Regions from separate parts of the Homo sapiens genome. Here region 1 is linked to region 2. A link is an interaction called in ENCODE POLR2A ChIA-PET data of the cell type or tissue named here. Cell type or tissue: MCF 10A. All regions are shown on one strand. Each heading gives the region's core, and the rest is flanking DNA. Links, peaks and the distances in the headings are about the cores only. Region 1 overlaps ZEB2 (zinc finger E-box binding homeobox 2). Region 2 overlaps QTMAN (queuosine-tRNA mannosyltransferase).

What was found. ChIA-PET counts read pairs that join two places held together with the same protein. Peaks named below come from ENCODE experiments on the same cell type or tissue, not always from the same donor. Only the 100,000 strongest peaks of a DNase experiment are listed, where the experiment ranks them.
Region 1: POLR2A ChIA-PET joins it to region 2 with 5 read pairs; 1 of 35 experiments calls an interaction of 5 or more read pairs at or near these places.

What each region holds. Positions count from the first base shown.
Region 1 is chr2:144,407,748-144,423,098 of GRCh38, reverse strand. All of the region lies in intron 4 of ZEB2 (zinc finger E-box binding homeobox 2), which reads left to right. Among named protein-coding and RNA genes, the nearest start is that of QTMAN, 83 kb to the right of the region's middle. In MCF 10A, for the core only: no CTCF peak of the experiment used is centred there; a DNase peak (open chromatin) is centred at 8,428.
Region 2 is chr2:144,096,741-144,112,091 of GRCh38, reverse strand. The region is part of intron 6 of QTMAN (queuosine-tRNA mannosyltransferase); the gene reads left to right. Among named protein-coding and RNA genes, the nearest start is that of QTMAN-AS1, 170 kb to the right of the region's middle. In MCF 10A, for the core only: no CTCF peak of the experiment used is centred there; a DNase peak (open chromatin) is centred at 9,531.

The DNA of each region.
Region 1 (15,351 bases), core at 5,975-10,974, 310 kb before region 2:
CCCCTTTTTTCTCATAATACCTGCTGTACCTTGTAGTTCATATGTATTCAGTCAATAAATAAATCAATAAGTGTTCATTGAGTGTGTTCTATATAGTCACTGCTGTGTGCATATGTGGTAGAAGATGGGTCAGGAAGACTAAAACATGGTTATCATTTCATTTGGAAGATGAGACTAATACACCTGAAAAAATAATGATGAAGAATAAGTGAAAATATGTGATAAACCTGCAACAAATGGTAGGAGCCATAATTATTTAGTTTTTTGTTGTTTTGTTTTGATTTGTTTTGTTTTGTTTGAGACAAGAGTGTCACTTTGTCACCCAGGCTGGAGTGCAGTGGTGCAATCTCGGCTCACTGCAACCTCTCCCTCCCAGGTTCAAGCGATTCTCCTGCCTCAGCCTCCCTAGTAGCTGGGATTTCAGGCATGCACCACCATGCCCGGCTAATTTTTGTATTTCTAGTAGAGACGGGGTTTCACCATGTTGGCCAGGCTGGTCTCGAACTCATGACCTCAGGTGATCCTCCCACCTCGGCCTCCCGAAGTGCCGGGATTACAGGCATGTGCCACTGCGCCTGGCCTATAATTATTTGAATTACAGAAGTGAGAGAGAGTCTATGGAATGGGCATTCACATCAGGTTTTGTGAAGGAGGTAGAATTCGAACTAAATACATTTTCAATAGTCATGGAGGAGTGAGGAAGGGCTTTCTAATTGAAGAGGAGTCTGTGAGCCAAGAAGGGAAAGTGTGACATCTATTCAGAGGATAGTGAGTAAAGGGTTTTGGCTGAATCAGAGAGTCCTAGGAGGCAATTTCTGGGAAATAAAGCTGGACATTTAAGTTAAAGCCAGATGGTGGAGAATATAAAGCACCAGACAGAAGAGTCTGGGTCATGTTATGCTACCATGATTTCTGTGGGTGAAAACCAGACTCTGAGAGACCAACTGGAAGTCACTGTAGTTATCCAGGTGTGAAGTGATAAAAATCTTGTCCTAAGGTGGAGACAGTGATGAAATTAGCAACATGACTTCTTAACAAACAATTGATTCTCTGAATGATGGAGGCAAAATGGCTTCAAAATTACAGATCTGCATGTTTAGCATATAGCAGTACTTGCTATTTCTAGATTTACAGAAGAAGGATCTAATTTTGAGAAGATCTTGAACCAGCCTTTAGACACAAGTATTTTCATATAAAAGATATATAGATATGGGAATATAGGAATGTCCTTTGGAAATGAGGAATTGAAACCCAAGAAGTCAGGGCTGGAGATAGAGATTTGAGAGTTATGCAAATATACTCAGATCATGTTCAAGATCACACAGGACTATGAGATTTACAACTGAGTGTATTTGTTGAAGCAAGTAGAAAGCTGAGGCCAGGGCTCCTGGTGGGTGGGGAGGAAAATCAACAAAGATTTTCTTTTGAAAAAAAAAAAAAAAGATTATGACACAAGAGAAAAAAATTAAACATTCAGAAGCAAAGAAAGAGAATTTCGTAAAGGTGAGAACTCAGTTAAAAGCTTCAAATAACTACCCTTGAAAGAAAGCTGAGCAAATACACTGGACTTAGTTAATTAGAAATTTACTAGTGATCTTCAGCTTACAACTCTGCCCTTTGAGAGAATAAGTACATATTCTTTCTTCCTAGCTACAAGTTTACCACTTCTTCTCCCTGACATCTCTTTGGATGCTAAATACATGTGGTTTTAGAAATAATACATCTTTTCTGGTTGAAATTGCATCTAAAAGACTATCTTCCTCTGCTCCCAAGTCTTGCTCATCAAGCTCCTGCTATTGGCTGAATTTCTTCTCTAGCCATTCCACACTAGAATGTCTCCCTCCAATGAGCCTGTGGGGTTTGGGCTGCTTTATCGCCATGGATCCTGGAATGGTCTCCATCACAAAGTGTGTCTGAAGAAATGAGCGAGTGAATGGGAGACAAACAGCACTTGGACTTCCCTTTTGTATTTTCAGGTTAACATATTTTTGAGCCCTGGCCTGAAGTAACCAACCAGACATTTTCATCTCTCCATTATTCCAGTCATCCAAACTTGAAAGCCTTAGTTATATTTGACTGTTCTCTGTCCCTCATGTCCTCCTCTATTTAGTCAGCCCACATCTTTCCTATAACAGTTTCCTCAATGTCCAAATTCCCTTCTTAGAATCCTGAATTGCCCCTTAGCACCTACAGGACGTTCTTCAGTCCGATAATAAGTGCCATCCATTGTATACCAATGGCGCTCCATTCTTGTCAGACCAAATCCCTTGGTGACAACAAAAAAGAACCACATTTATACCAACCTCTGAATCTCTGCCCATGCTATCCCTTCAGACCCTAATCCCCCAGCTCCTTTCTTCCAGTCATCCAAATTCTCCCCATCCTTCTGTTCTTCAAGTCCAGGTCACATCCCATTTCCTTAATGTGGTCATCTCTGAACACCCCAAACGACAGCAATCTCTTCAGAACCCTTGTGGGGTTCTGAAATCCCACAACCCTAAGGTGTATGTGGCTAACTTCAGCATGTTTCATCGTTCCTCCTTATATTGTTTGCCCTTATTTCATGTAGTCAATTTCATGAAGACAAGAGGTTTCTTCAGCTGAAAAATGAGGGTGGATCATCCTGGTATCTACCTCATTGGCTGACCTTGTTCTCTAGCCAGTAATTAAATAAATAATTACTGAGGTAATTAAATAAATAATGAAGCCAGTTGTGGTGGTCTGGCCCATAATCTCAGCTACTCAGGAGGTCGAGGCTGGAGGATGGCTTCAGTCCAGGAGTTGGAGGCTACAGTGAGCCATAATCCACTGCACTCCAGCCTGGGTGACAGAGCAAGACCCTATCTCAAAAATAGTAATAATCAGAATGTATATGTCGATATTAGTAAGTGACTAAAAAAATGTTTGCCCTAAGGAAAGGACTATTCCATTTGCCTCAACAAGCCCAGTTATAGCAGGGAGCACACATGGCAGATATTACAACTGGTGAAATGAATGAATGAATCAATGAATGAATATTTGGTGGAGAAGAAATGGATTCTGATAAAGGAAGCCACAGTAGGGGAAAACATTCTCTGTGGAGGAGACTAAGTATCTTCAGAGAGTGAAACTAGGATCTAAGTCCCTGAAGGATTTTGCCTTGTTAAAGGCAAAGAAGAATAGCCTAGAGTATCACTACATTTTTTTTTTAACAACAAAGTTAGATTAACTGAATGGCAAAATTGATCTATAACACATAAAACAGTGCAAACCTGGATTTATATTAATAACTTTCCACATTGCATAAGTTCACCAGTTTTTATTTTTTTTTAAAAAAGGAACAAAATTGTAATGCTTTCACACGTAAGATAAAGAATATCTTCTAACAAAGAGCCTTACAACTTTCAGATATTAATAGGATTTAAATTCAAAATGAAATTATTAGGTAAAATTTTTAAGTGTGTGAATGAACCATTTTCTAAGAAGAGTAGAGAAATGGAAAAACTTGGAAGCATTATACACATGAGTTTGCCTACGTGCTAGTAGTAACAAGGAGCTATCTTAGGTGCATGGTGATCATTAGCATTAATGCAGTTCCACGTGCATATCAATATCCAAATAGGGCCCTGATGTTTTACTCTTTGAATGTGTGAAAGTTATATTTACTCAGACAATCTAGTACCTCTAGTTATAAAGGGCTATTAATAACCACCTGCATCTGCGCTTCCTTTGCTAAGAGGGGGAAGAGGTACCTTACATCCAGAAACTGGGCAAGGCCAATTTAGGCATCAGTTCTTAATCTTACACAACACAATAAATTTCTTGTCTAAGAACTAACTTTATAGACTCTAACTATAGTCAAACTTGTTTCCAGTATTCTAAGAATAATACATAAATTATTTCACATATGAGAGGCAATTGTTTTGGGAGGCTCCAGATTCTAGAGACCAATTACCTACACTTGAATTTTATCTCTACCAATTACTAGTTACATTAACTTGAGTGTGTAATTGATAAGCCTTCATTTCTACATCGGTAAAGTGGAAATCATGATTCCTTATGTACAAGGCCTCGCTGTAGGGATTAAATGGCATGACATTTTTATTTATTTATTTTTTAACTTTATTTTTATTTTCTTTCTTTTTTTATTTCAATAGGTTTTGGGGAACAGGTGATGTTTGGTTACATGAATAAGCTCTTTAGTAGTGATTTCTGAGGTTTTGGCGCACCCATCACCCAAGCAGTGTACACCGTGCCCAATGTGTAGTTTTTTTTCCCTCATCACCCTCCCACCATTTCCCCAAAGTCCATTGTGTCATTCTCATGGCATGCCATTTTTAAAGCACCCAGTACAACAACTAACATAGACTAGATGCTCACCCTGTTTTGTTTTGCCAGTTTTTTTTTTTTTTTGTTTGTTTGTTTTTTTTTGAGATGGAGTCTCGCTCTTTTTGCCCGGGCTGGAGTGCAATGGTGCAATTTCGGCTCACTGCAACCTCCGCCTCCTGGGTTCAAGCAATTCTCCTGCCTCAGCCTCCTGAGTAGCTGGGATTACAGGCATGCGCCACCACGCCCGGCTAATTTTTGTACTTTTAGTAGAGATGGGGTTTTGTCATGTTGGCCAGGCTGATCTTGAACTCCTGACCTCAGGTGTCCCCCCGCCTCAGCCTCCCAAAGTGCTGGGATTACAGGCATGAGCCACCAGGCCTGGCCAACTTCAAACTATTTTTGTTCATTAAGAAATGAATACATCGTAAACGGTTTTCTCCATTCATACTGGTTCCTCCTTAACTTTTTCTCTAGGAAACAAAAATACAATTTTAACAAATTTGTAATGAAAGAACTAACCAATTTTGAGAGGCTTTGACATTTAAGTTCTTTTGACATTCTGGAAAACTACACAGACAAGTTGTAGGACACATTATTTTCAGTACTCTGGCATTTGAGGCTAAAATATGAAGGTTAAGAACTAGTTTCGTTTTATATCTGATTTCATTTTTATGTAGCATCCCTTCTTTAACTGTGTAGGAGGAGGATTTAGTAGTATTTATAATGATTACGTATAATAATGATGAAAGCTGTCAGACTTTTCCTTTCTTTGACAACTGACTCACATCAGGAATCGTATTCTTTTTAAAAATTTATTATTGACACATAACAATTTTACATATTAATATTCGTGAGGTGCAACATGATGTTTTGATACATGTATAAATTAATGATCAAATCAAGGTGATTAGCATATCCATCTCCTTAAACATTTATCATTTCTTTGTGATAAGGACATTCGAGAACCCCCGTTCTAGCTATTCTGAAATATGCACTACATTTTTGTGAGCTCCAGTCACATAATAGACCAACATAACTATTTCTCCTATCTAACTGTAGTTTTGTACCCATTGAGAAATCTCTCATTGTTCACCCTTCCCCCTACTCTCCTCATCTTCTGGAATCAGCCTAAATGTCCATCAACAGATGAATGGATAATGAATGGTATATATACCCAATGGAATACTATTTAGCCATAAAAAATAATGAAATCATGTCATTTGCAGCAACATGGATAAACCTGGAGGACATTATGCTGAGTGAAATAAGCCAAGCACAGAAACATAAATATCACTTGACCTCACTCATATGTGGAATCTAAAAAGCTGTTCTCATGGAAGTGGAGAAAAATCATATATATTTTTTTCTTCTTACCCTGGATAACAACCAATAAACAAAAACGAAGCATTTGCCCATTGTTAACAACCACTAAAATACATACATTCAGAGTGTTTGTTGTATGTAGAATTTGAACTGAGGCTTGAGGAAACTTTAAGGAAATAGAAGGGTGAGTTCCTTCCACTAAGCAACATAAAATTTTAGGGGTGTTGATAAAAAAAAATCATAATGACAAGAAGAGAAAATTTACAAATAAATAATTATAGCCTCATTAGTTATTCAACTCAATGGTCACTTATTGGGACCCTACTAAGTGCAAGGCATTTTGTTAGTCATCACAAAAGATACAGTGAGAAAAGAAGAGTCACTGTCATTAAGGACCTACATTCATCCGGGTGAATAAAACAGTGGTAGACGAATACGAAATGCATGTAAAATATTTAGTGCAACGTTAGCGCATAATAAATGCGCTATCATTTCTAGCCATTATTATTGATTATAATATCATCTGGATTAAGACGTTTTATTTGAAATACAGCAAGCTATGTAAGTTCAAATGCAAAGTGTTCAGTATTGTAGAGGGTTTCTGACAGTATAGGGTCAAATATTGGAGATAGGACAAGAGAGGTGCCTTAAAGAAATTGCAAATTTCAGGGAAGACTTTCTTCAAGACAAAGACTTGCTGGGTATGCCTCTGTGCACAAGAGAGAAAGAGAGAAAGGCTGAAATGTAAAAGGAGACTGGGTGAAAGATGGAGTGGGTTATCAAACGAGTTGTAAGAGAATAATTTTAGATGATAGCCACAATAATGTTTATTTTTTAGCAGTAAGATCAGAAGAAGAAGACAGAATGATGATAGGAGAGAATGTAGTCAATTTAAGATGATCCAAGGAATACACACTGTATGGGTTGCACTCTTTGAAGTCAATAGGAAAAAGAGACTATCAGTCAGCAGTAAGGGAATAGGAATACAGTTGGAATCTTGAGACATGGACATGTAGAATAATTGCTGTGGACAATGCGTGGAGATTCAATTATTAGGAAGGAATATCCCATTTTGAAAACATAGTCTGCAACAAGACTATACTATTATTTAAGATTTTTTTAAGATACGTTTGATACTCCAGAAATTGGACTGGATCGTAGTTCAGCAGGGTAAGAATGATACAAGTGTAAGGGACAGAGATGGAAGTGATGATTTCAAGTTCCAAGGTGAACTGAGGTAAATAAAATCAGAATGGGTAAAAGGGACTAGGAAACTTTTCAGGGCCTGATTGTCACATTGAAGTACACGTTTCAAGGGAATGAGAAACTGGATGATAGGCAAGGGGAGAAAGTAGAAATCAGAGAGCGAAAGTTCGCGGTTCTGGTTCTTGTCCCAGGGTTAGCCCAGGAGCAAGTGTGGCCATCCATGTTGCTGGATTAGAGAAAGCCTAAGCACTGTGAAGCCAGGTTCTGCATGGACTATCTATTAAGTGATGAAGTTTCCCAGAATGCAATGGCATCCTGTGGGAAATGTAATCATGGGACAGGCGTCATTTTGCTTGCAGTATACAGGCAATGTCCTAAAACATGACGGTGAAAATGGATGACTTTCGACTTCGACTTCAAACCATTACAGCTACAGAGTGGAAACAATTTGAGGGTAGAGGTTAGGTCTGCTCTTCTCCATAATCCCTCTCAGAGGATGCAGTGGTTTATACAGTGTTAATGGTTCATAACCAGGGTATTTGTTGAATTAATGAATAAATAAACAAAGAAATAAATGATGAGTGAGTTGACGAAACAGGAACATTGATTGGAAGCAGTAGCGTGAATTAAGGAGTTTGTTGACCCTTCCTCTTTGTTCTGTGAGTCATAACAAATGAAAGCAGGAATGGCCCTGTGGAAAAGGTCTGTAAGGGATGGGTTATTATCAGGGGATGACACAGTTTCATTTAGTCTGAAGAAGTGGAACACATGTAGGAGGATATAATTAAGCATGGGAGGAAAATAACGAGTAATATGTGAAATGGGAAAGCAAAATGAACCGGGAATAAAGTTCTTTTTTGGTTTCTAGTCCAAAGTTAAGCTTGAGGCATTTCTTGTTTACTATAACCACAAAATATCTAATATCTGCTAACTAATAACTAATACCTGCTATTTTAACAGATGTTAAAATAATACCTAATAAAAATTCACCTTTGCAAGGTGCTATGGAAAGTTATTCTTTATTGAGCGCCTTTAGAAACTTGATTACAAATTAGAAACAGTCAAATTAGGAAATACAATCCTTAAATATTAAATGGAAATTTTAAATAAGCATCTTGAACAGAGAATTTGAAAAACTTTTATGTGTTCTCTTTGCCCCACTAGACCCAGCTCTGGATTACCCAGTTAAAAAAAAAAATGTAAGAATAAAACAAGTGTCTAGGATTCAGAGGAATGGGGACATTTAAAAAAAAAAAAGAAAAAAAGTAAAAATTTTCTACACACACATATACAAACACACACACACACACACATACACTCTGAAGTGGGCATTTTAACTGACTTCCCCCCATATTCATTGTATGGTGTAATAATGTTGCTATTTAGAATTGCTTATAATGTCATTGTGATCGTTTCAGTATGTAGGGCCTGTTCAAATGGTACCAAGTCAGGCATGATGAAAAACTAAAAAGATGAGGTTCTCTCTTTTCTTGCCTCTTTCTCTCATGTTGAGTCATTATGGTGCAGTAGAAAGAGCAGTGGGTGAAGAGTCAGGATACATAAATCCTACATACAGCTCTTCCAGAAATTACTTGTGCAACTTTGTATGAATCACTAACCTCACTGTACCTTAGTTGTAACATCTGTTAAATGAGGAAATCAGGCTAGAAATTTTGAACTCCACCCCACCCTGCCCTTTCTTCTAATGAAATTTTACTGGAAGCATGAACAAAAAAATTACTGGACCGCACTAGCCGTCATGGGATGGGAGGCTCTCGGGGGCCCTGCCTCACGATAACATACACAGGGCCAGCTTCCTGGGTCTGGGACCTGCACAGTCGCACAGGGCCCAGCACTGAGAAGGGCTGCTTGGTTGGCTCTGCAGTTGCTGTCTTGAAGCTCTTGACAATTTTTGAATGAGGGGCCCAACATTTTCATTTTACACTGGGCCCCACCAACCATATAGCCAGTCCTGTTCATGTCTCACAAAATACATGAGAAGAATAGCAGAGTACAAGCTAGGATGGGAAGTGGTGGAATCAGAGAGGCACTGCTTCAAGTATTGAACAGAAATGCCAGTTAGGTCTAAGTTTACAGGATCCTTCTTTGGGTGTCTCCAGAGCAATTGAACCCCAAGTAAAGATCCAGATCTAGACTGAAAATCTTGCCTCAGCAAGAAATACAGTGGTGCCAGGTGTAACTCCCCTAAACTGATAATATTAGTATAAGGTTGGCAGCCTAGCCAGCAATTAAGTCTCTTTAACCATCAATTCTGTGCATCGCATCGTTAGCATAGGGGAAAGTGGGGGAAAGAAGAACTTTTTTTACTTTCACTATCCTCTTGGTTTAATAACTCTCAATTTCTCCTGTTCCTCTTAACATGGAGCTTAAATTAAAACTTTTAAATTAGTTAGCTTTCTTATATCAGTAACAGAAGCGATACAAGTTTGATTATAACGTATTTCTCTGCAAGAGTTGAGTGGATATATAATGTTAATCAATTGTACAAAATCAGTTTATCAGATAATTCAGTTAGTACCTAAATACTTAACAAGGAGGGAATCATACTATTACAAAGTATGTCATATTCTTCTTGGTTGTATCTATCACATTTTTATAGGTTGGAAGAGTTTTGTCTGCCAGTCAGACATCTGTCAGGGAAGTCATTATTTTTTAATTTCTTAGTTAACTTCATACATTGAGTTTTTAAAAATAAGGTGGAGAAAGAGATAGGTTTGGAGGAGAGAAAAATAGAAGTAGTGCTTGGCAGGTGAGACGGGGGATGATTTTCAGACTATAATCAGTGAACGCCAAGAAGAGCCTGTTCACTTCCTGGCTAATGAATGCTGTTGTTTTATTAGCTTTGTTTGCGATTAGGAGCAGCTATCTTCACTTCACAGCAAGTGTTCCCACAAGAAATAACTGATATTTCAAGCTTCTTGAGTGCCTCCTTCATTCATTCAACAAATATTTAATAAGCGCTGTTTTGCTTGTGATGTTGTCTGGGGTTTCCAGGCACTTCCAAAATATTTTCTCTTAATCTGCATGTTTGTTTTCCCCATCAGAAAGCTGTGTTGTTTTGAGTTTTTAATTGAAAAGAATACAGATAAAATTCTCTAGGCCTAGCCAGTAAAGAAAAAGCAAACTGATTAAAGTAATTAATTAATTGAAATTATGGAATTCTGGAACTTTGAGGACACCCCAGAAAGCACACCCTGGCTCATTTTACAGATGAGGAAATTGAAATTCAAAAACATGAAATAACTGAGCCAAAATGAGGAGTCCAAGGACCCTGAACCTTGCCTAATCATTCAATTATTGCATAATAACTGTGACCCAGGCACTATGCTAGGTGCTGGTGACACAAAGCTGAATAACATATGGTTCATTCTTTTATCAGCTCACAGACACGTAAGAGAAAGATTACGATGGGATGTGATCAATTCAATGATTGAGACACACAGATGACATTCAGTAAGTGAAGAAGGAAGTCTATGTGAACTCAGGCTGAGATAGTCAGGAAAGCTACCTAATAATAATAATATGGGACCAATTGTGCTTCTCTCCAAAATCATGTTATGAATGTCTCATTTAGCCATGCGAGGCAGAGGATTGAATTTGTAGAGTTCTTAAATTGGACAAGGGTCAGAATTTCGTGAAAGACTTGTTAAAACACAGATTGCTGGTTCCATAGGTTTGGATGGGCCCCAATAATTTGCATTTCAAGCAAGCTCCCAGATGATACGGATGCCACTGACTTTTGAAAATCACTGACTGTCCTGAGCATTCTTAGGTTTCACGTGTCTCTACATAAAGCATAAGAAAAGAGCATTGAATTGCTGGGCAAAATCACCTTACTTCATCAACTCCTCTAAATTATAATAAACTAGTCTATCTTTTTGGTAATATGCCAATTCCAAATTTTTAGGTTACACAGTAATGTGAAAGACAAGTGCATATTGTCTATATTGGGAATTTTTCTTTGTGTGTGTGAGATGGAGTTTCACTCTTGTTGCCCAGGCTGGAGTGCAGTGGCACGATCTCGGCTCACCGCAACCTCCGCCTCCCAGGTTCAAGTGATTCTCCTGCCTCAGCCTCCCTAGTAGCTGGGATTATAGGCATGTGCCACCACACCCGGCTAATTTTGTATTTTTAGTAGAGATGGTGTTTCTCCATGTTGGTCAGGCTGGTCTTGAACTCCTGACCTCAGGTGATCCGCCCACCTCGGCCTCCCAAAGTGCTGGGATTACAGGCGTAAGCCACCGTGCCCGGCCTATCTTGGGAATTTTTAAAAAAGTAATGGACTCTATCATTCTGTGCCAATACACAGCAATCAAAATCGTTGAGTGTTAGCAGTCTCTACATCTTGATATTCAAAATCCCCTAATGTAAGATCTCCTGCTGTTTAGGGAGATATTTGATACTGCAGACTACTACAGATTCCCATTCCTTGTCCACTCTTCACCTCGCTCTCCTGAAGCTCTCTTACATGAGAAACTCTCATTGGCATCTGAACATGTGTTCCCTGGAGAAAGCCATGTTCAGAGCAGGGGTGGAGAGAGCGGCCAAGATGCTGTACTAATTCCCAGGAAGAGCAGAAAACTTTTCTGTTGCTCTTGACGACCTGGCTTTATCCATGCCTCTGTACCAGCTGGAGGCTCTGCGAGGCCGCCCATGTAGCTGTGTAATGAGAAAAAGATCATCCTCTTCCCTCACGGTTGTTTTTAGGTAACTAGTGCCAATATGTCTTTTGGAAACCTTCTGCAAAAACGCATACATGCACTTTTAATGATGAAAAGCTTACATTTATTAATTAGTCAACTTTAAACAAAGTAGCCATGAGAATCTATAGACCTCAACAAATGCTGAATATGTGCTTCCTTAAACTAAAAAACTCAATACAAATGACTACATTCAAAATAATTTTCGTGTTTTCTTATCATCTGAGATGTTAACAAAAAGGCTGTTTTTCAAAAAGATGATAAATACAGTTACCTAGATTTGTAATTGCTTCTTCAGGTCCCTTTGCCTTTCATAGTGAAGTAAGCAAAAGCCAGATTATATGATAAATACATAATTTATGTTATATACATTACATTACACTGGGGAAGCGTGTGTGTGTGTGTGTGTGTGTGTGTATATATGAGATGCCCTATTATACATATATATATATATATATATATATATATATATATATATATATAGACATGTCTGTATATTGCAGAATCACAACCATTATGTGTATATATCTCCAAACGGGTGAATCACAGAAGTAGGAAAAAAATTTACCACTCATGTCCTCATTTCCAAGAACACTGGCACTAGTAGGCACTCAATAAACAGTTATTAAACAAGGGGATGGATGGATGATTCTACTCAGTTTTTTACATATACTTGCTGCAACTCCTCTGTACCTTCCAAGATATTTTCTTTTTAAAAAGAATTATTTATTCATTTTGATGTTTACTTAAATGGCTTAACATAATATTCAATTTTCTTCCATTTTTTATGAAAATTAAAAGCATGCAGGACACTAAACCAGTGATAATAGAGTACCTGTCTTCCACTGTGAACACAGGCTTGCTACAAATAAAGAAAATGAATGCCAAAGGGAAACAGAAAATGATAAAGAATAAGTATCTGGTCTATATTTCATTACCTGTAAACACTAAGCAAAGCCCACTTTTAAGTATCTTTGAGAAAGTATTCTAAAGCAACTTGATTATGGGGGCTGACTAATTTGGGGACCAATATTTCTCTTTTATTTAGAGTTCTGTTAACATCGCTTGAATTTTAGGCAATAATTTTTAAGGCCAGTCTATGTTGATATTTATTATTATCTGTCTGAAAAATCAATTATCTATCTAACGCAGCCATAAAGATATCTATAAAAGTGTCATTAATAAGCAACATTAGTAAGAGTGGCCAACATATTGCCAAGAGAACTGAGGCTTTCCTGACAAAAAGGGACCTGAAAATTCACCCTAACAATCTAACAGTATTAAAATACACATGGTCATGAGGAAACATTTTTAATTAACATTCTTTTTTATGGCTGGGCGCGGTGGCTCACGCCTGTAATCCCAGCACTTTGGGAGGCCGAGGTGGGTGGATCACGAGGTCAGGAGATCGAGACCATCCTGGCTAACGGTGAAACCCTGTCTCTACTAAAAATACGAAAAATTAGCCGGGCGTGGTGGCAGGCACCTGTAGTCCCAGCTACACAGGAGGCCGAGGCAGGAGAATAGTGTGAACCTGGGAGACGGAGCTGGCAGTGAGCCGAGATTGCACTACTGCACTTTAGCCTGGGCGACAGAGCAAGACTCTGTCTCAAAAAAAAAAAAAAAACAACAACTTTTTTTTGGTTTTTTTGAGACAGGGGTCTCACTTTGTCACTCAGGCTGGAATGCAGTGGTGCGATCACAGCTCTCTGCAGCCTCAACCTCCCAAGCTCAAGCGTTTCTGCTACCTCTGCCTCCCCAGTAGCAGGGACCACAGGCACGCACCACCATGCCAGGCTAATTCTTTTACTTTCTATAGAGACGAGATTTGTTGCCCAAGCTAGATATTCTTTTTTTGGATAGAGAAAAGGTTATCTAACCTTAGAGAAGATTGAGAGATATTTGCAAGACATTAGGGTAAATTTTAGGACTAAATGCAAAATCTCTGGAGAAGGTATGGGAAGAAATTACTTGAGCCTTCTTGTGAATTTTTGTTATGGTTTGATCATAAATACCATGCAAATATCCTTTGTCAGTGTGTTTTGGCAGTTCTTCCAAAGAGACCAGGGAGTGAAGAGGATTACAGAAAGAAGGAAAATGAGGTTGATTTTACACTAGAAAAATGCAGTGAAGAATTCTACAACCTTTCAGCTACTTTTGTACCTCATTCCTGTGTCCAGTACACATTATTGCATAATCTTTCTAAAAACAAACATACAAACTTTCAGATACAATCAAAACTTCATTCTTCCCAACAATTCTGAGAGTAACCAAAATTGAATCCCATCATTTGTCCTAGTATTGTAACTGTTAGGGTGATTTTAGTTTTAAGAGACTGAAACACAACATACCTTCAAGCAGAAAAGGAAGTTTCTTGGCTCACGGAATTTAAGGAAGGTGGTCAACCGAACCACTGCAAGGTGCACCTCGGCCTCAGGAACGAGAAGAGCTAGAAATGAACTGTCAGAACATGCAATCTTGTCTGCTTTTCTCTGTATGTCTGCTTTATTCTCTCTTCATAAATCTTCTTTTTCTAGATGGAAAATAACAATTCCTTCATTCCACATTTTATAGCTACAGTCACTTGGCAGAAAAAAAAAACTGCCTTGATGCTTTTTCTGGAACAAAGTCCTAAAATCATAGGGAAGGGATTTATTGAATTTAATTGGATCTATTGGCTACCCTGGACCAATCAACAAGTTGGCCTGGAGAAGAGAGGACTGAGATTGGCTCACCTGAGCAACAGAGATCAATTGTGGCTAGGGGAGCAGGATCACATGGTAACACAGCAGCTCCTTGGGTACCATAAGCCTTGGCAATCAGGAAATGGAGAAGCATTCCTAGGACAAGGTGAATGTTGAAGTACTGGGCAGAAAAACTGTATATTACTAGCACCTATTGCACCTCATGGAAAAACTACATTAGATTCATGCTGGTGATACCTAGTTTCTGGGAGGTTTAACTCTAGCCCACTTAAGTGACCCTAGGTATGTGAGATATATAAACAACAGAATATCTATACAGCATGAAGAAATATCCAGATGGAGCAAATGGATTTAAATGATTGAGTGACATCTTCATGAAACCCTTTTTGAATACTTATCTGAGCCCTATCAAACTCTTTCAAGTATTTATGACCACTACTACACAGTTTATCAAATAATTATTCTACAGTTGCCTGAGTATTAGGTCTAAGTTCCTAGCTCAGCTGCAGGTATCTTATTTTATGCTTCCTTTTACCAAAAGACCTCTACACCAAGATTAGTGTTAAGGACATAATTTATTCCACATTCATCCCATAAATGATTCTTGAGAGCCTACTAATTTCTAGGCAATATATTCAATGCCCAGGATACAAAGATGATCAAAGATGAATCCTTAAAGAGAGCGCATGATTTGATGTATTTTGTCCCCATCACACTTGACATAGAAATCTAGCATAGCCAAATTTGATCTAGCAATTGAATTACCTCTCCAAACAACAGTAGTGTATCTAGATGCAGTTTTGTTTGCCTATCCAGAAAAATCAGAATTTTCCTCCCTTTTAAGCCAAAAGGCTATTAATGCAAATCCAATTGAATTTGCATATGATTACATTTCTGATGGAAACATTCATATGCAAATGAAAATTCATGCAAAGATAGCCAGATCATTCAAATAGTTGCTGAAATATCAAGATAAAATTAGGATATTAAATGTACATCCATCTATGTTTACTAGGTTACACTAAGGTCATCAAGTAGGACAATATTCTCAAAAAACTTAAACCATGTCTTAACCCTTAACATAAACC
Region 2 (15,351 bases), core at 6,542-11,541:
CAATATTATACCAATGTAATACTTTCTAGGAATAAAGAACCAATTAGGTTATTCTTCATTTAAACATAATTGACAAATAGTAAGCTTTTCATGTGTTGACCTCTTTAAGATGGAAAGTGTATTAACAAACCCGAGTAAAATACTTCACTCCTTAGTGATGAATATTTGGGTAGTTTAGAAGATATCCATCATGATTATTTTGCTTATTGGTACTTATCATTTTGAAAACATTTCATTGTTTTTTAAGCAGGCCGAGCATCTGAATTCCAGTAGAATTAATAGAAACTATATAAGAGCGGTTCCTCTGTCCAGTATTATATAGCAGGGATCCAACTGTATAACATGCTGAGAACTCTTAATGTTGGAAGAGAGTCAGGAGAGAGAGCAAGAAAGAGATTTAAAGATAACAAATGCTGGCCTGCCCAGAGAATGTCTGGCAGTCTGAATCACCAGCTTCCGGAGATGTAGGGAACTCACATCTGATCAGGCACTCTGTCTGAAGCTGGACAGATGCAGTTATAAGGCTTCCAAGTGTCAGTGTTCAGACCAGTGGAGTCTAGCAGAGTTCCCATAGGTCTGTGTCAGAAGGAAATTCAGTCCTAGGAAAGGGGTCTCAAAAGATCCATATGTGAACATCAGTGCTATCACTACCTTACCTATGTTTTAGAGCCCAATTTACTGCTATAGTTGTATTTGGAAATGAGTTGGAGCCAGAGATCCATGGAAAAGGCCTGTTGGGTGGAATGGCCCCAGAGGTGTGAACCCGGTGAAATAAGGGTACAGGGGAAGAAACAGCAGTTAGGATGGTTATAGCCAGGGCTTCTCATGGACATGCTCTAGATGTGGGAATCAAAGCCTACCTTCTTACCTTATTCACTTCACAGATATATCTCACTTGGGCTCTCCATGGGCCTGCCGTGGTTTTGGGTATGACAGGCTCTCAGTACGAAGCTGTAGATGAGCCAGGCCATAGAGGGTGCAAATTTATGCCAAGAATCAATTTGGTACATAACACAGTAGGGTGAAGAAACTGCTCTTGGCTGATTTTCTTTGGATTTTTTGCACTTTTCCTATATTAATAGAGTCAAAAGACAACTGGGAATTTTAGGGAATTTTCTTAATGTAGGAAATAGTTCCCCTAGGAATCCAAGCAATTGTATTCACAATAATGCGAGTGCACTGGAAAGGCCCTGATGTGAGAATCAGAGACTTAAGATCAGGTGCCAGAGGGAGACTGCAGGCAAGTGTCCCTACTTCATCTAAGTAAGATGGGAAAGATGATATCACTCCTGCTGCCTTACATGATGGTTTTGAATGGAAATAAGTTGCAAAGAGTTTAAAAGTGCTACATAATTTCGTAATGTAAGATTTCATTATATATTTGCACAAGGTTTTTTTTTTTTGGGGGGGGGTCGATTTTTCTCTTCTGTTATGTGGAGAAGAATAGTCCTTCCTTATTAGGAAACTGAATATAGGAGAACAAGTCCATGAATATTGGGACAGTCCTATTATGTAGTTTTATATTATTTATTTATTTATTTTTTATTTTTTATAACACTTTAAGTTCTAGGGTGCATGTGCACAACGTGCAGGTTTGTTACATATGTATACATGTGCCATGTTGGTGTGCTGCACCTATTAACTCGCCATTTACATTAGGTATATCTCCTAATGCTATCCTTCCCCCCTCCCCTCACCCTATGACAGGCCCCATTGTGTGATGTTCCCCTTCCTGTGTCCAAGTGTTCTCATTGTTCAGTTCCCACCTATGAGTGAGAACATGCGGTGTTCGGTTTTTTGTCCTTGCAATAGTTTGCTGAGAATGATGGTTTCCAGCTTCATCCATGTCCCTACAAAGGACATGAACTCATCCTTTTTTATGGCTGCATAGTATTCCATGGTATATATGTGCCACATTTTCTTAATCCAGTCTATCATTGTTGGACATCTGGGTTGGTTCCAAGTCTTTGCTATTGTGAATAGTGCCTCAATAAACATACGTGTGCATGTGTCTTTATAGCAGCGTGATTTATAATCCTCTGGGTATATACCCAGTAATGGGATGGCTGGGTCAAATGCTATTTCTAGTTCTAGATCCTTGAGGAATCGCCACACTGTCTTCCACAATGGTTGAACTAGTTTACAGTCCCACCAACAGTGTAAAAGTGTTCCTATTTCTCCACATCCTCTCCAGCACCAGTTGTTTCCTGACCTTTTAATGATCACCATTCTAACTGGTGTGAGATGGTATCTCACTGTGGTTTTGATTTGCATTTCTCTGATGGCCAGTGATGATGATCATTTTTTCATGTGTCTTTTGGCTGCATAAATGTCTTCTTTTGAGAAGTGTCTGTTCATATCCTTTGCCTACTTTTTGGTGGGGTTGTTTTTTTTTTCTTGTAAATTTGAGTTATTGTAGATTCTGGATATTAGCCCTTTGTCAGATGAGTAGATTGCAAAAATTTTCTCCCATTCTGTAGGTTGCCTGTTCACTCTGATGGTGATTTCTTTTGCTGTGCAGAAGCTCTTTAGTTTAATTAGATCCCATTTGTCAATTTTGGCTTTTGTTGCCATTGCTTTTGGTGTTCTGAACATGAAGTCCTTGCCCATGCCTATGTCCTGAATGGTATTGCCTAGGTTTTCTTCTAGGGTTTTTATGGTTTTTAGGTCTAACATTTAAGTCTTTAATCCATCTTGAATTAATTTTTGTGTAAGGTATAAGGAAGGGATCCAGTTTCAGCTTTCTACATATGGCTAGCCAGTTTTCCCAGCACCATTTATTAAATAGGGAATCCTTTCCCCATTTCTTGTTTTTGTCAGGTTTGTCAAAGATCAGATGGTTGTAGATGTGTGGTATTATTTCTGAGGGCTCTGTTCTATTACATTGGTCTATTTCTCTGTTTTGGTACCAGTACCATGCTGTTTTGGTTACTGTAGCCTTGTAGTATAGTTTGAAGTCAGGTAGCATGATGCCTCCAGATTTGTTCTTTTGGCATAGGATTGTCTTTTGGTTCCATACGAACTTTAAAGTAGTTTTTTCCAATTCTGTGAAGAAAGTCATTGGTAGCTTGATGGGGATGGCATTGAATCTATAAATTACCTTGGGCAGTACGACCATTTTCATGATGTTGATTCTTCCTATCCATGAGCATGGAATGTTCTTCCATTAGTTTTTGTCCTCTTTTATTTCTTTGAGTAGTGGTTTGTAGTTTTTCTTGAAGAGGTCCTTCACATCCCTTGTAAGTTGGATTCCTAGGTATTTTATTCTCTTTGAAGCAATTGTGAATAGGAGTTCACTCATGATTTGGCTCTCTGTTAGTCTGTTATTGGTGTATAAGCATGCTTGTGATTTTTGCACATTGATTTTGTATCCTGAGACTTTGCTGAAGTTGCTTATCAGCTTAAGGAGATTTTCGGCTGAGATGATGGGGTTTTCTTTTTTTTTTTTTTAATTGAGACAGAGTCTTGCTCTGTCGCCCAGGCTGGAGGGCAGTGGCGAGATCTCGGCTCACTCCAAGCTCCGCCTCCCAGGTTCATGCTATTCTCCTGCCTCAGCCTCTCCAGTAGCTGGGACTACAGGCACCTGCCACCACTCTGGCTAATTTTTTGTATTTTTAGTAGAGACAGGGTTTCACCATGTTAGCCAAGGTGGTCTCCATTTCCTGACCTCGGGATCTGCCCGCCTTGGTCTCCCAAAGTGCTGGGATTACAGGCATGAGCAACTGTGCCTGGCCGGGGTTTTCTAAATATACAATCATGTCATCTGCAAACAGGAACAATTTGACTTCCTCTTTTCCTAATTGAATACCCTTTATTTCTTTCTCCTGCCTGATTGCCCTGGCCAGAACTTCCAACACTATGTTGAATAGGAGTGGTGAGAGAGGGTATCCCTATCTTGTGCCAGTTTTCAAAGGGAATGCTTCCAGTTTTTGCCCATTCAGTATGATATTGGCTGTGGGTTTGTCATAAATAGCTCTTATGATTTTGATATACATCCCGTCAATACCTAATTTATCGAGAGTTTTTAGCATGAAGGGCTGTTGAATTTTGTCAAAGGCCTTTTCTGCATCTATTGAGATAATCATGTGGTTTGTGTCTTTGGTTCTGTTTATATGCTGGATTACGTTTATTGATTTGCGTATGTTGAACCAGCTTTGCATCCCAGGGATGAAGCCCACTTGATCATGGGGGATAAGACTTTTGATGTGCTGCTGGATTCGGTTTGCCAGTATTTTATTGAGGATTTTTGCATCAATGTTCATCAGGGATATTGACCTAAAATTCTCTTTTTTTGTTGTGTCTCTGTCAGGCTTTGGTATCAGGATGATGCTGGCCTCATAAAATGAGTTAGGGAGGAATACCTCTTTTTCTATTGCTTAGAATAGTTTCAGAAGGAATGGTACCAGCTCCTCCTTGTACCTCTGGTAGAATTCGGCTGTGAATCCATCTGGTCCTGGACTTTTTTGGGTTGGTAAGCTATGAATTATTGCCTCAATTTCAGAGCCTGTTATTGGTCTATTCAGAGATTCAACTTCTTCTGGTTTAGTCTTGAGGGGGTGTATGTGTCCAGGAATTTATCCATTTCTTCTAGATTTTCTAGTTTATTTTCATAGAGTTGTTTGTAGTATTCTCTGATGGTAGTTTGTATTTCTGTGGGATCGGTGGTGATATCCCCTTTATCATTTTTTATTGTGTCTATTTGATTCTTCTCTCTTCTTCTTTATTAGTCTTGCTAGCAGTATATCAATTTTGTTGATGTTTTCAAAAAACCATCTCCTGCATTCATTGATTTTTTGAAGGGTTTTTTGTGTCTCTATTTCCTTCAGTTCTGCTCTGATCTTAGTTATTTCTTGCCTTCTGCCAGCTTTTGAACGTGTTTGCTCTTGCTTCTCTCGTTATTTTAATTGTGATGTTAGGGTGTCAATTTTAGATCTTTCCTGCTTTCTCTTGTGGGCATTTAGTGCTATAAGTTTCCCTTTACACACTGCTTTAAATGTGTCCCAGAGATTCTGGTATGTTGTGTCTTTGTTCTCATTGGTTTCAAAGAACATCTTTATTTCTGCCTTCATTTTGTTATGTACCCAGTAGTCATTCAGGAGCAGGTTGTTCAGTTTCCATGTAGTAGAGAGGTTTTGAGTGAGTTTCTTAATCCTGATTTCTAGTTTGATTGCACTGTGGTCTGAGAGACAGTTTGTTATAATTTCTGTTCTTTTACATTTGCTGAGGAGAGCTTTACTTCCAACTCTGTGGTCAATTTTGGAATAAGTGTGATATGGTGCTGAGAAGAATGTATATTCTGTTGATTTGGGGTGGAGAGTTCTGTAGATGTCTATTAGGTCCACTTGGTGCAGAGCTGAGTTCAATTGCTGGATATCCTTGTTAACTTTCTGTCTCGTTGATCTGTCTAATGTTGACAGTGGGGTGTTAATGTCTTCCATTATTATTGTGTGGGAGTCTAAGTCTCTTTGTAGGTCTGTAAGGATTTGCTTTATGAATCTGGGTGCTCCTGTATTGGGTGCATATATGTTTAGGATAGTTAGCTCTTCTTGTTGAATTGATCCCTTTACCATTATGTAATAGCCTTCTTTGTCTCTTTTGATCTTTGTAGGTTTAAAGTCTGTTTTATCAGAGACTAGGATTGCAACCCCTGCCTTTTTTTGTTTTCCATTTGCTTGGTAGATCTTCCTCCATCCCTTTATTTTGAGCCTATGTGTGTCTCTGCATGTGAGATGGGTCTCCTGAATGCAGCACACTGATGGGTCTTGACTCTTTGTCCGATTTGCCAGTCTGTGTCTTTTAATTGGAGCATTTAGCCCATTTACATTTAAGGTTAATATTGTTATGTGTGAATTTGATCCTGTCATTATGATGTTAGCTGGTGATTTTGCTTGTTAGTTGATGCAGTTTCTTCCTAGCATCGATGGTCTTTACAATTTGGCATGTTTTTGCAGTGGCTGATACCGGTTGTTCCTTTCCATGTATAGTGCTTCCTTCAGGAGCTCTTTTAGGGCAGGCCTGGTGGTGACAAAATCTCTCAGCATTTGCTTGTCTGTAAAGGATTTTATTTCTCCTTCACTTATGAAGCTTAGTTTGGCTGGATATGAAATTCTGGGTTGAAAATTATTTTCTTTAAAAATGTTGAATATTGGCCCCCCACTCTCTTCTGGATTGTAGAGTTTCTGCCAAGAGATTCACTGTTAGTCTAATGGGCTTCCCTTTGTGGTTAACCTGACCTTTCTCTCTGGCTGCCCTTAACATTTTTTCCTTCATTTCAACTTTGGTGAATCTGACAATTATGTGTCTTGGAGTTACTCTTCTCGAGGAGTATCTTTGTGGCATTCTCTATATTTCCTGAATTTGAATGTTGCCCTGTCTTGCTAGATTGGGGAAGTTCTCCTGGATAATATCCTGCAGAGTGTTTTCCAACTTGGTTCCATTCTCCCTGTCACTTCCAGGTACACCAATCAGATGTCGATTTGGTCTTTTCACATAGTCTTATATTTCTTGGAGGCTTTGCTCATTTCTTTTGATTCATTTTTCTCTGAACTTCTCTTCTCTCTTCATTTCATTCATTTGATCTTCAATCACTGATACCCTTTCTTCCAGTTGATTGAATCGGCTACTGAAACGTGTGCATTCATCACGTAGTTCTCGTGCCATGGTTTTTAGCTGCATCAGGTCATTTAAGGACTTCTCTACACTGGTTATTCTAGTTAGCCATTCGTCTAATCTTTTTTCAAGTTTTTAGCTTCTTTGCAATGGGTTTGAACTTCCTCCTTTAGCTCGGAGAAGTTTGATCATCTGAAGCCTTCTTCTCTCAGCTCTTCAAAGTCATTCTCCGTCCAGCTTTGCTCTGTTGCTGGCGAGGAGCTGCGTTCCTTTGGAGGGGGAGAGGCGCTCTGATTTTTAGAATTTTCAGCTTTTCTGCTCTGTTTTTCCCATCTCTGTGGTTTTATCTACCTTCGATCTTTGATGATGGTAATGTACAGGTGGTGTTTTGCTGTGGATGTCCTTTCTGTTTGTTAGTTTTCCTTCTAACAGTCAGGACCCTCAGCTGCAGGTCGGTTGGAGTTTGCTGGAGGTCCACTCCAGACTCTGTTTGCCTTGGTATCAGCAGTGGAGGCTGCAGAGCAGCGAATATTGCTGAACAGCAAAGGTTGCTGCCTGATCGTTCCCCTGGAAGCTTCGTCTCAGAGGGTTACCTGGCCATGTGAGGTGTCAGTCTGCCCCTACTGGGGGGTGCCTCCCAGTTAGGCTACTCGGGGATCAGGGACCCACTTGAGGAGGCAGTCTGTCCGTTCTCAGATCTCAAACTCCATGGTTGGAGAACCACTACTCTCTTCAAAGCTGTTAGACAGGGACATTTATGTCTGCAGAGGTTTCTTCTGCCTTTTGTTTGGCTATGCCCTGCCCCCAGAGGTGGAGTCTACAGAGGCAGGCAGGCCTCCTTGAGCTGCCTTGGGCTCCACCCAGTTCGAGCTTCCTGGCTGCTTTGTTTACCTTGTCAAGCCTCAGCAATTGTGGGCGCCCCTCCCCCAGCCTCACTGCCACCTTACAGTTTGATCTCAGACTGCTGTGCTAGCAATGAGCAAGGCTCCGTGAGCGTGGGACCCTCCAAGCCAGGCGCAGGATATAATCTCCTGGTGTGCCGTTTGCTAAGACCTTTGGAAAAGTGCAGCGTTAGGGTGGGAGTGACCCGATTTTCCAGGTGCCATCCATCACCGCTTCCCTTGGCTAGGAAAGGGAATTCCCTGACCCCTTGCACTTCCCAGGTGAGGGGATGCCTCGCCCTGCTTCGGCTCATGCTTGGTGGGCTGCACCCACTGTTCTGCCCCCACTGTCCGACAAGCCCCAGTTAGATGAACCCAGTACCTCAGTTGGAAATGCAGAAATCACCCATCTTCTGCATTGCTCACGCTGGGAGCTGTAGACTGGACCTATTCCTATTTGGCCATCTTGGAACCGCCACCGCCCCTCCCCCGGCTTTATTTATTTATTTTTTGAGATGGAGTCTTGCTCTGTTGCCCAGACTGGAGTGCAGTGGTGCTGTCTTGGCTCACTGCAACCCCTGCTTCCCAGGTTCAAGCATTTCTCGTGCCTCAGCCTCCTGAGTCACTGGGATTACAGGTGTGCACCACCACACCTGGCTAATTTTTTAATTTTTAGTAGAGACAGGGTTTTGCCATGTTGGCCAGGCTGCTCTTGAGCTCCTGACCTCAAGTGATCCACCCACCTCCACCTCCCAAAGTGCTGGGATTACAGGTGTGAGCCACCCTGCCTGGCCCTATTATGTAGTTTTAATAAGACCTAACTGTATATTAATAGAATTTTTGGACAGTGACAAAATTTGTATTTTTGATATTTTCCTTCAGATTACCATTTCTAAATTGTTTCTACAAATTGAGTATCAGCATTTCAAGGTTTTATTTTATTTTGTTTTATTTTATTTTATTTTAATTTTGGTAGCTATAAATACCATTTACTGATAATGATGTCCTTACAACTAAGGGAACTTAGAAAAATTACTGTAGCCCTCACTAACCAGTTTTTACTGTAGCAGTGTGGCTAGAATTCTAAAAATTGTTATGTAAATAGAGTTGGTCTGTGATACATTTCATTCTCCTTTTCCTCTTGCTGCACCTCAGATGTTCTATTAGAAGGTAAGCTCTATGCAGGGCACCTAGAAGGCACTCCAGAATTATTTGTTGCATGAATGCATGAACAGATGAACAGATACTCACTGTCCTTTGAGTCAGTTTCACATGGCGATCCTCCCTCTTGTGCTCCAGTGGCCCCCGGCCTCCAGTTTTACATAGCATTGTATTCCCCACGTCTCCATCTACTAACAAAATGGCAGCCAGTTATCTAATACACTAGTTTGTGTAAACCTGTTATGTCCAATGGGGAACCTATCAAAAATGTGTTAGTAAGGGGTTTCTATATTAGCCTTATGGTAAGCATTCAGTAAATGCTAGTTGTTATTATTGTCATCATCTTCATCATCACCACCATCCAATATATTCCCCTATAACGACTGGTTTTCAGATTTTCTTCCAAAGGATCATTAGGACTCTCAGAATTTTCTCAGGTGATAGTGAAAGTTTGGTGGGGTTTGGGGAAAAGTGGTGGGAGGGAGGGACAGATATGGAGAGATAATGAAGCTGCACTCCCCTCATGGTTTTCCTTACCTCTTTTGCCAAATAAGCTGTGCCTTTATTTGTTTTATATATTTGTATTTCGGGTAAATTTTATTTTCAAAAGGATTCTACTGCTTAATTTTGTTTTTCGAAAGAAACACTGTAAGCAATGTGCTGGGTGCTAGAGAGTACAAGATGAATATAGCTCTTTTCTTGTAAATGCACAGATGACAGTGACAAGGAAAAGAAGAGAAAAATCACTGACCACATTTCAGAGTGTATTCTTAAGCAGATAATTTGTACAGTCCTTAAAATGAATGTGCTGCTGTCTGGAAGCCAGCATATCCAACAGTGCACATGTCATGACATGTCAAAGCAACCTCAGCATCCTTTGTAACAGAGCTGCTAGGTTAGTGGATAGGGTGGGGCTGGATCACTTACCAGCTATTTGACCTGGAACAGTCACTTGAGTGCTGTGGGCGTCAGTGTCCTCAGCTGTAAAACGTCAAAAGTAAAACAACCCCATAAAGTTACTTAAATAAAACTTTTTTTAAACACAAAATGCCTAGTATACCTGTAAGCCTCAAACATGCATATACACTGTATCTATTTACTTTATAGAAAGTATTTGATGACATCAGCAGGGCATTTCACAAACCAACTTCGTAATAGCCTTACAACGAAGATGGGTAGGTAGATTTGTAATTAGCTAACCATCTTTCCCGGACTGATAGGTACTCAGGAATTGCTTTTATCCTAAAGACAGATCCCATATTGTAATGGAAAAAACATAGCTCTGGATTCAGAGAAACTTTATTTAAAGACCAAGCTCTGTCATTTACCAGACCATTGAGCCAGTTACTCAGTTGTTTAAGTCTCACTTAGTATTGTTTATTTCCTCAGTTATAAACTAGGTGATCACAAGGGGTTTTGTGAGAATTAAATTATGGGAAACAGTAAGTGTGAGGTACTAATCAAGGTGCTTCACATATGGTAGATGCTCAAGAAACTTTCCTTCTTTCAGTCTGGTGGGGTGCCATAAACAAAAACCTGAAGCAAATGTCCTAGAATTTTGAATGACACAGAACAAAAGATGATTGAAAGAATAATGAGTGATAAGCATGACATTTCAAAACCAAAATGTTTATTTTGACAGACCAAGGTAGTGGCTGAAATGTATAAAATGGTATTTGACAGAATAATGTTAATTTTTACATTCAAAAAGGGAATATATATATAACATTTATTGATATTATATATATTTATTTATATGTGTAAAACAAAACTTCTAAACATACTTGAAGAGTCTTGAGGTACTTAACCTGGAGAATTCTGTGGGGAGGCAGAATAGCTGTATTCACATTATAGAATCATAGAACCTTGGAGTTTGAAAGATTGTTATGTGCCAGTGTGAGTATAAATGTGTGGTCTTGTTCCCAAGTAAAGAATCCTAACATGAACATGAGAAGCGTGGGGTAAGCATATCATTTCACTATAAGGCTATCTTTTTAACAATTAGATACATTTCACAGTAAAGTAGTGTGTGTGTGTGTGTGTGTGAGAGAGAGATAGACATGATTTGAATAAATATGTTGGATATTACTGATCAAGTTGTAGAGATTCTTGTGTCAGAGGTGGCTAAGGTACAAAGGTCCATGGGATTTAGAGGTGGGGGAGATGTCACATTTCACCTGATTTGGCAACTCCTGAATAAAACTTTGGAAAATGTCTTGAACTCCCCTGTTGCAAATATTCTTTGCACCCTTTCACAGAAAGAAGACTAAATGGGCCGGGCACGGTGGCTCAAGCCTGTAATCCCAGCACTGTGGGAGGCCAAGGCGGGCGGATCACGAGGTCAGGAGATCGAGACCATCCTGGCTAACATGGTGAAACCCCATCTGTACTAAAAATACAAAAAATTAGCCAGCGTGGTGGCAGGTGCCTGTAGTCCCAGCTACTGGGGAGGCTGAGGCAGGAGAATGGCATCAACCCGGGAGGCGGAGCTTGCAGTGAGCTGAGATTGTGCCACTGCAGTCCAGCCTGGGCGACAGAGCAGGACTCCATCTCAAAAAAAAAAAAAAAAAAAAAAAAAAAAGAAAGAAAGACTAAATGAAAGTGAATTAGCAATCAGTATGTGAAATATTGTAGCCAAGTCTTTTCAAGGAATTCCTGAATAGATGAGACATTAAGCAAGTTAATTTCTAAGTTCATGTCTAATTAATTCTCTGATAGCCTACCTGTATAAGTAAGTCAACACGATGTGCATATAGAAATCAGTAAGATTAATACTGGATGTCTCCAAGTATAAATTCAGAATATATTGATAACATTGGATATTATCCTGTTTCTAAAATGTGTATTTTAGAGGAGGAGGAATTTCAGGAACTTCCTGTATAAGGAAGAAAATTTAAGTTCCAATGGTTATTTTAGCCCCAATTCAATTCAATTATTAGTTGAATAACAGCCAAAGTGATTTGGTGATGTATATGACTTACAAGAATCAAGAATAAATCATTTTTCTATGCTTATTCTAGTGTTACTTAATTTACTGTGAACAGGGCTGTATTTAATCTTTCTTATTTGAGTGGCATACACAAGCAAGAAAACTTGGTGAGTCATTTGAATAATCTGGCTGGTGTAACTGTGAATATTCTTGGGAATGATGGAAAGGTTAAATGCTTTGAAACACGTGTATTCTGAGGGGAGCACTGAGCTGCTGCTCTCTAGTTTCACTGAGAGCAGAACTTGGGCCAGAAGTACTAGCTGTGTTTTATAGAGCTTAATACACTCCCATTTCAAGGTGATTGCCAGTTATTATGTGATCATGAGAAGATAGACTTTAATTTCAGGGAGCATTAGCGTCATCAGCAACAAGCCTTTTTGCATGTGGTGTACCAGGTGCTGCATAAAATATGTTAAACTCGCATTCCACTTGCTCTCTACACACGACGTTAAGAGTGAGACAGACTATTTTAGATATAAGCAACTCTGAAGGGTAAAGTGACTAATAACAGCAGCTGAGTCACGGCTTACACTTGTATACCATGTTCTAGTTTACAAAGCTCTTAAGAGAGCAGAACATTCCTACCTGTAGGTGATAGATTCTGTGAGGCAGAAATGTTTCTGGTACCAGTTTCCTTGAAGGGAATTGAGTCTATTTTTATTGAAGAATCATAAGATGCAGCTTAAAAGATGTGGTCACAGAAGTGTACCCCAACCAGAGAGGAAATTCCAACTGGAAATAAGGAGCTAGACCATTTTGGTGAGTTTTGATGTGGAAAGGGCTTGAGGAAGATCAAGGTACAGGATACATGGAAGATTTAATGAAGCATACAATGTGGAAAGAAGGAGACGTACACAATTACGGCTTGAAATGCAGTCTGCCAAGTTTATTCAGGTGTCCAGTGCGTTATCAGTAGTGGAAAAAACAACCCACATTTCCTTGCTTGAATACTTGTTTTTCCCTCATACCCTAGTCCTTTCGTTACTCTGGACAGAGAGTACATGACTCTCCTTTTTGATTATAAGACTTTGCATCTTTTATCCCTGTTGTTTTCCAACTCTCTTCCTACTTAGATCTAGAATAACATTCTGTCTTCTATTTACTACATTTGCATCTTTAAGAAAAACAGTACTTACTGGTTTTTGAAAAGTACCATACTCTTCAAAAAGTGTTGTGAATAATATCACTTGTATTAGACTACTGAGTCATTTATTTTATATGATACATTGTGGTGAGATACTGTCTTTGTTTTATGTCTCCATTGCTTACTTTACTGCTGTCCCAGACAGATGTATAGGGGAAGCTTTTAAATTAAATATAGAATTATAAATGCAGATGCATATGTCATGTATATGCATGCCTATTGTCAGTTGACTTATGTATATTCAGCCATTTGATTGTTAGGTGCTTATATATGGAGATTCTGTCTTTGATGCCTTTTTAACACTCTACAGCATCAACATCACTCCTTTCTTGATTTTCAGTAAATATTATTAGGGAGCAAGCAATGTGTAAAACACTGGAAAGGGAAATCAGTGCGGAGCTGTAGCACCATCACTAAGCTTGGCTTAGCACTCAGCTTAAGTCAGTTTTTTTTTTTTTTTCTAAGAGAAATAGGTTGTAATTTCTCCTCATCATCTATCTTGTTTATGTTAAGTGCCGTTTACCTTAGGGAATAATTTCTCTAAAGTGAGAAAGTCAGAGTTACATTTTGACTCCTTACTTTTTTTTTTTTTTGAGACAGAGTCTTGCTCTGTTGCCCAGGCTGGAGTGCAGTGGTGCGATCTCGGCTCACTGCAACGTCCGCCTCCCAGGTTCAAGCGATTCTCCTGCCTCAGCCTCCCGAGTAGCTGGGACTACAGGTGCATGCCGCCACATCTGGCTAATTTTTTGTATTTTAGTAGAGATGGGGTTTCACCGTGTTGCCCAGGCTGGTCTCGAATTTCTGAGCTTAGACAATCTGCCCGCCTCGGCCTCCCAAAATGCTAGGATTACAGGCATGAGCCACTGCACCCGGCCTTGACTCCTTACTGTTAAAGGAACTTTAAAAAACAGTTGGCAAATGTATGGTTAGATTGAACCTGGATAGAATCAGCGTCCTTCTATGTACTTTACTCACATTGTTGAGCTATGTTAGCACATTAACAAATGAGGTTTATCTCTTCGAAAGGTGACATGGAAGTATTGGGTGTGGCTTATGTAATTACTGTCTAAACTTTTGAAAACCTAGCTTGGACCCTTAACTGAAAATTTTGACGTATTGGTTGTGAGCCTTGCTTACAGAATGCCTCAGAATAAACTTGGAACTTGAAGGTCAGTGTAGAAACTCATTGTCAATTCAGTGTGGAGAAGCTTACATAGCACCTCCGCAGCCAGGTCTGGCTCACATTAGTGCTACTAGAGCCTCAGCCTTGTGAGTGCTGCAGCTTCTTGTCAGAGAGGAAGGAAACTGAAGTGCAGAGAGACAGAGTATACAGATGACAAGGCAAGCCTTCAGACCGCATGGAGGACTTAGAGATGCTTGAGAGAAAACTAGAGAGTCTTGAAATATAAGCTTCAGTGTAAACATCCCCAAAGACCAAGTGGATGAAATTGAAGGAAAAGATGAGGAACTTGGAAGAGGTAGACAGACAAATTTGAAACAAGTGTTTCTGTGACTGGAGGAGCAAGCATAAAGTGGTTTAAAAGCATTGCTGAGGAAGCCAGATATGTCAAAATCAGAGTTTCTTGACAGAGGACTTAAAGCTGGGGGCAGTGGGGAGAGTATTTTTAAAACCAGAAGGAAGTTGCACTCATCACCCTATTGAGAGTATTCAGCACCTATATTATTGCAGTGGTTGCACATGTGTATGACATCAAGATCGTTCCCTCCCCTTCCCACCCTCCAGCCCTCAGTGATGGGAGGAATTCCGAATAGGTTTGAAAACAAGTGCGTGAGTTGGAACTTCAAACTCAAACAGACACACTGGGGACAAGAAACCACAGAGACAGTTAAGCAGAAAGAGGGTGATGAAGTGAAAACCCCCACTGAGTGGTCAGTAACTGCAGTAGCTGAACCTGTCAACTCCTCATGGAGTAGGAGTCAAGTATTTCTATGGTTAAAGAATACCAGAGGTCAAGTGAAGAGAATCTGTAGAAGAACAAGGGTGGATGAATGGGAATAAATATTTTTGAAATGCTTTAAGTAGTAAGTAATTTGAGTATTGGAATTCGAAGTAAATGTGTTAGCAGATAGAACATAATACTGTGAACAGAGAAAGGAAAATCCTGTGAGCATAGAATTAGGAATCATTGCATTAGAAATCTCAAGTAATGTGTGGATTGTATGTGTGTATAGGGCTAAAATAAGAACAAGTGGCATATTTCCTTATCAATTCACACTTAAAAGCATGTAAAAGGTAATTCATATTCCTAGGATAAAATAATACAACTTTAGATGTTGGCTGTATTGGAAATTATATAGATGATTATGTATCTGTATGAACAAAACTGATTTTGAATTCGTTTATTCTCTCTAAAGAAACTTACTATTCTCTGCACATCACTTCATTTTGGCTGACAATAAGTCCAACTCAGTCAGTGCACTGCTGTGGAATGTTTTAAACTGAAATGTGCATTGGAATCTGTTTGTTTACAGCAGATGATTTGACTAAGCTTTGATGCGCAGTCACTCTCTGACATTTGTGTATTTCAGCAGTGAACAATGTAAAC